Regions from separate parts of the Homo sapiens genome. Here region 1 is linked to region 2. The links are chromatin loops, found by intact Hi-C in ENCODE. Cell type or tissue: ovary. All regions are shown on one strand. Links, peaks and the distances in the headings refer to the core of each region. The heading gives the core; the rest is flanking DNA. Region 1 overlaps LOC105375962 (a long non-coding RNA gene). Region 2 overlaps GLIS3 (GLIS family zinc finger 3).

The links. A loop is a pair of places that touch in the nucleus more often than their neighbours do. Peaks named below come from ENCODE experiments on the same cell type or tissue, not always from the same donor. Only the 100,000 strongest peaks of a DNase experiment are listed, where the experiment ranks them.
Region 1: a loop joins it to region 2, with 5 times the contacts of the local background. A loop is called at or near these places in 1 of 110 quality-filtered maps.

Annotation. Positions count from the first base shown.
Region 1 is chr9:3,793,722-3,796,639 of GRCh38, forward strand. The region is part of intron 2 of LOC105375962 (a long non-coding RNA gene); the gene reads left to right. Among named protein-coding and RNA genes, the nearest start is that of GLIS3-AS1, 100 kb to the right of the region's middle. In ovary, for the core only: no CTCF peak of the experiment used is centred there; no DNase peak of the experiment used is centred there; H3K4me3 peaks cover 292 bases; H3K27ac peaks cover 586 bases.
Region 2 is chr9:3,853,771-3,856,688 of GRCh38, forward strand. It overlaps GLIS3 (GLIS family zinc finger 3), which reads right to left. Exons shown (of 11, transcript NM_001042413.2): 9 at 2,239-2,414. Among named protein-coding and RNA genes, the nearest start is that of GLIS3-AS1, 43 kb to the right of the region's middle. In ovary, for the core only: no CTCF peak of the experiment used is centred there; no DNase peak of the experiment used is centred there.

The DNA of each region.
Region 1 (2,918 bases), core at 266-2,765, 60 kb before region 2:
CTGGGTTTTACAGGCTATGTGGAACTAGTACAAAACAACTAGAAAGGCTTTATTTTTAACTAAAGGCTGCCTGCCCTACCTCTGCCAAAACCTTCACAACTTGTACAGAGGGTGAGTTTAGGGACAGGAAATGTGTGTATCTCCTTTATCACTTCATTTCATTACGTGTCCTCATTGGTAAATATTACTGAAAATCTACCATCAGACTGGCCTGAGAACTGGGGGCTTAAAACAATGAGCAGAGAAAATATTTGGTAAACTTGAGTAAGAAAATCTCCTTTGATTTTCCAGTGTCTATCCTCAAGCTTGTGAGCACAGGCTCAGTTCAGAAAAGCCCTAAGCAGGCCACCTCCCACAATTCTTAGGGGAAGTGTAACTCGATCATCCAGTTATACATCCTATCCCTGCTCCTCTCTAGTCCTCGCTAATTGCTCCTCATTACATACTTCAAGAATTCCTTTCTGTCTGGGATGTGTGTTCAGAAAACACATTGTGTTTTGTCTTCTCGTGGGCTCATTAGCATTTGCTAAAGGAAGCAGCAGAGCTTGGAGCCCTCTGATCTCCTAGAAAGGCCGGACGCTCGTTTGTTTGCCTCACTGAATTTCCTCTACTCTGTTTGCTTTCTCTGTTTGGACACCTCAACTTCATCAGGAGCTAGGGGCAGCCATCCTGGGATTGGATAAAAAGTATTTCTTTTCTCTTTGTTCAGGTACCTTGTACTTTGGCAGCCTGAAAGAGTGCTTGCTGAGTGTGCTAAAAGCTCAATTTATGTTGCTTTTTCCTTTTTGCATTGCTTCAGTGCAAGCTGTATTTTATGAAGGTTCGGTGGCATTTTCCAAAGTAGAAAGTAAGCACTCTCCCTGTATTCTTTATATATATAATCTGAGCACCTCTGAATTTTTAACACAATGTCTTCTGCCCCATTGGTGCATGCAATATTTATTAACCAACTGCAAGTTTCTATTTCACCAACTTTTTGATTGATTTCCTCTTGATGGTCACTAGAGACATAAATAACTATGTGATTCAAGCTTTTTGTTTGCCCATATCTTTTTTCTAGACATGTCTTTTTGCTTTGGCCCTGCTGCTCTTTCCACAACAATACCGTACAGTTCAGTGCTGTTAAGAGTTGCTAGGTTGGATCACATTTAAGGGGAGAGTACCGTCCCCAGGAATGTTTCAAAGACCTTTGGAAAAACATGTGTTGGCAAGAGTAATAATGAGCAGAAAGTCAGGAACCCAAGGTGTATATGCATGATTCCCCCATCAGTATCCTTGGGGAGGTTACTTCCCTTCTCTGCCTCTCAGTTGTGCCAGCTCTAAAATGAAAATATTTTACCAGATCACATCCTGTAATTCTTTCTTCATTTTGTCTCATCAACTGTTTGTTGGTTTGGAGCTACAGAGATGAGATGAATTTTGTTGATATACAAATTGAAGAAAGCTGGATTTGATCTTCATTTAGCCTTGCTTTCCTCCCACCACCCCCAACAAATGGTTGCTTGGAACCACCTCCTTTAACTCAGCCAACATTTTTATTGACCACGAATGAAAAGTTCTTTGAGCTCCACCTGGATTTGTGACTTCCCCTCTCCACCCTCCACCTCCTAGACTCTCCTGGCTCTGGATCACTGCCCTTTCTCTTGTAAGACATATCCTCTGCTTTTCCTCCTGTGGAAATTAGTCTTATTCCTTCTGCAGTGTTCATTTTACTCTATTCAATAGCAAAAATCTTACCTATGTTTCTCTGAAAGATCTTTACAATGCAGAGAGTAGGATATAAAGATAAAACTTAAAGTAAATTATTATGAGCCTCTGATATTAATCACATGACTCCAGAAATAGACTCTCTTTTTAGAGAAAAGTGGACCTGCCATAATTGCACCACTTGCCTTGGCTTGGAGGTTGCCATTTTGGACAGCAATGTGAGTTTCCTTTCTTCTTTTTTTCCGCCTATGTGAATAAGGAAATGCCAGAGACCTTCCCACCCCCTCAGTCAACCCAGTACTCCCTGTTCAGGTGCTTCTGCCAACTAATTAACACCTCCTTTGCAAGCTGTAAATTGGACGGCAGATGCGCATAAATGTAGAGCCCAGTGGGGAGTCTCATGCTTTCTATATACGTATATTTCATGAAAGGCAGGAAGTGAAATCAAGTAGGCTGATGGGAAATGCATTTTGCCAAAATGGCCACCCCCATATTCTTACATATATTTATGTTATTTTAACACAAAATAAATTTCTCATGTCTTTGGAGGAGAGGCCCATTTTTGTTTTTTCAGACATAACCCAATGGGCTCTCAAAACTCTGGGAAAATCATTAAACATCTTTGGGTAGCACTAGGATGGTACTAGAGATGCAGGCACATTTGCATGTTTACATCGGGTCTGTTAAACATTATCCTTCCAACCCTCCAAGGACCAGGGTCTTGATTATTAAATCCCTGCCTCTAGTCTCAATCTGCTCCAACTATCCTAATTTTTACTGCCAGTGTTCTGTCTATAAACAAAATAGCATCAAGCTGCTTACAGTTTAAAATTGTTTTATGCTTCTCCAGATCTCATAGGATATATTCAAAATAATTTAGTGGGGGTCCATAGCCCCTGAGGCTCTGTTTCCTCCCTACCTTTCTCTCCTCCCACCCATGCACATCGTTCATACCAGCAAGACTGAATAACTTGTCATTCCCCGCACAGGTGATCTTTCACGCCTCTACATTCTAGATCTGACCCTTCCCCATCTCACTTTAGAAGCTACAATTCTTACTTTCTACAAAGAACTTGAAATTTTTTTTTCTTTAACCTGCAATTCAATTCATTTAATTCAATTCAACAAAGCCTACTGAGTACCTTTTCTGTGCCAAACACTGCTATGCTCAGGAGATATGATGATAAATAAGTCATAAAGTCTCTCTCTGA
Region 2 (2,918 bases), core at 244-2,743:
CCATCCTGATATAAAACCGTCAATATTTTGGAGAACTTCCTTCCAATTTTTCTTCTACACATAGGTCAATTTTCAAATTTTTAAAAATGTGTTTCACAGTTGTAATCAAAATGTGTTATACTGCATTTTCTTGGAACTTTGACACCATCAACTGTGAAATGCTCCATTACTCTAGATAGCACCAGAAAGAAAAATCACTGCCAATTATATGATGCCACTGTGAGCTATGTCCAGATTTCAGCGATGTTAAAATGTGAAGGTGAAGAATTTGTGTCTTAGAATCAATGGCCTACTCTACACTTCACATAGCCCACACTCAGGCTGTGCATCTACTGCCTGGAGTGGTGAGGATGGCTTCATGGCACAGGGGACCTGGTTCTCTTTCAGAGTAGATAAACTCCTCGACTGGACTGGCAGGCCCTCCTCAGAGGGAAGAGGGCTCAATTTGACTGTCTTTTGCATGCCTTGATGCCTTGTCTTGTGCACAGTAGGTACTCAAGAAGTATTTCTTGGTTGAATAAATACATAACTAAAGCTTGAGAAACAATGTATAGCCAGCAGAAGGTAAAAATGACCATGGGCCTGCAGAATGGTACAAGTACAAATTCTGATGAGGGTTTGTGTGGCTACACTGGGGAAGTGGGGAGATGAGATGGACGGAACTTTGAGCCAGAACCAATAGCTCTGGTTTTTCAAGGTCTCTTCCTTCCTACAGCTGGCTGCTGTTTTAATATCACCTCGTCTTTGCTGTTCAGGCCTTTACGTTGATGTTCTTTTTTTTTTTGAGACAGAGTCTCGCTCTGTCACCCTGGCTGGAGTACAGTGACGCGATCTTGGCTCACTGCCAGTTCCGCCTCCCGGGTTCATGCTATTCTCCTGCCTCAGCCTCCCAAGTAGCTGGGACTACAAGCGCCCGCCGTCACGCCTGGCTAATTTTTTTTTTTTTTGTATTTTTAGTAGAGATGGGGTTTTACCATGTTAGCCAGGATGGTCTCGACCTCCTAACCTCATGATCCACCCGCCTCGGCCTCCCAAAGTGCTGGGATTACAGGCGTGAGCCACCATGCCCAGCCTACTTTGATGTTCTTATCCAAGCCTAGCTCCATAGTACTAGTTGATTCTGCCATCTTAGAAAATTATTCACACTCAATTTGCATATTGATTTAGATTTGTTTGTTTGGGAACATCACCCATTAATTTCAAGTATAACTCATACAGAGAAAATTCAGGCATCAGCAAGAGGCAGGTAGAGGACAGTAGTATTTTTCAGAAGTTGAAACATTCAGCCTAAAAGGACAGTATCTCTTCTGCTTATACAGATCTGATTGCCCTAGGAAGTAAAAGCCTGTGACAGTTCAAATCTATATGACTTGGCAATTCAACTTTCTATGGATGCTCACTAAGATACGTGCCTGAAATGGCAAAATGAGTCTAAATAAAGAAAAGAAACTAAGACTTAGTTCTCTATGCATATTCCCCATTAAACACAAGATCTGCACATTTAGACAATCATTACCATTTCTCTTGCTTTCCTTTTCTCCTTTTCATCCTCCATTCACCTAACAAGTATCTGTCTCTTTGCCACTTGTGAAGAGCTGTGTTAAGTTCCCTAAAAGATATAATTTTCTGATGGGTCAGAAAATGCTCACAAAGAAGTCTGCACATTAATAGTGAAAGTATGTTTTATTCACAGATAAGTAAAACACAAGGTAGAGGAAGCATAAATACTACCAGAGAAAGACAGGCGATATAAAATCAGAGTTTAGAGCCTGGAGAGATGACATCAGCTGGGGGATCAGGAAGGGCTTCAGAGAGGAGGTGTCATTCCACCTGCGCCTTGAAGGACGGAGAGGATGTGGACCTATGAGAATGAGAGCAAAAACCTAGCAGAGCAGAGGCATGCTTGGGCACAAGAACTCCTGTCATTTCTTTCTCCATGGGCTGTCTATTGTTTAGAAACAGGATGCTATTGCTGGTGTTAGAGCCCTGGCCAATGAAAAAACCAGCAACTTGAGCTGACCAGTGCGATGTGTCATAAATCATACCATCATCAGGCCAAAGTCAGGAAAATACCATAGGATTTCATGCCTATCAAGTGTGAAATTTTAGAGGCAAGTCATGAAAGCCTAAGCCTGGTGTAGAACAGAGCATCTGAAATCCACGACAGGTAACTAAGATGAAAAGCAACAGCACAATGTCACTTTTCAAAACTCAAGGGACTGCCAGCTTCTTGCTTACCATGGACATGGATACCATTTGGTTGAAAAGAAGAGTTTGTTTCTGGCTGATAGGACTTCAGGTGTGAACCTGATGGCTGCTGGGTATAGGGAGGCTGTGTTCTTTGCAGTATTGAAGAAGGAGCTGGAACTCTCCGGGGGCTGATGTGGTGAGGAGATGGAGCAGAAGGTGCAAACCTGAGAAAACAATTATAAAAGGAAACATGAGGGACATAAAACAGCAGGAACAAAGACAAACTCTCCAAAGCCAAATTCTCACCTCCCATTCTGGCTATACAAGAGCGTGACAACAAGCCTTTTAAAAAAAAATCTTTCAGGATTTTTCTCTACCCTCTCTCCCTCCCCACTGCCATTTAACCACTGAGTTCTCAACTGAGATACAGAGGGAATAAACAAGTACAATAAAGGGAAAACCTACTCACAGTTTGGGTTTCTCAAGATTTCTAAGCTGCATTTCAAATACACTATGTTTGGTGAAATTCAAAGTACATCTTTTGCCAAGCCCTTTTTCTGCTAATTTTTAAAATCTATTTGCATTTAAGGGGAAATTTGATCCGTATGTTTCTGAATCATTTACACTTAGCTCACAAACATTTTGTTTGTTTTGTAAGATATATCTGAGGTCCAAGAAGTGTTGTTACAAGTCTTTATTATGAGCCTCTCTAATCCTATTCTCTTTGA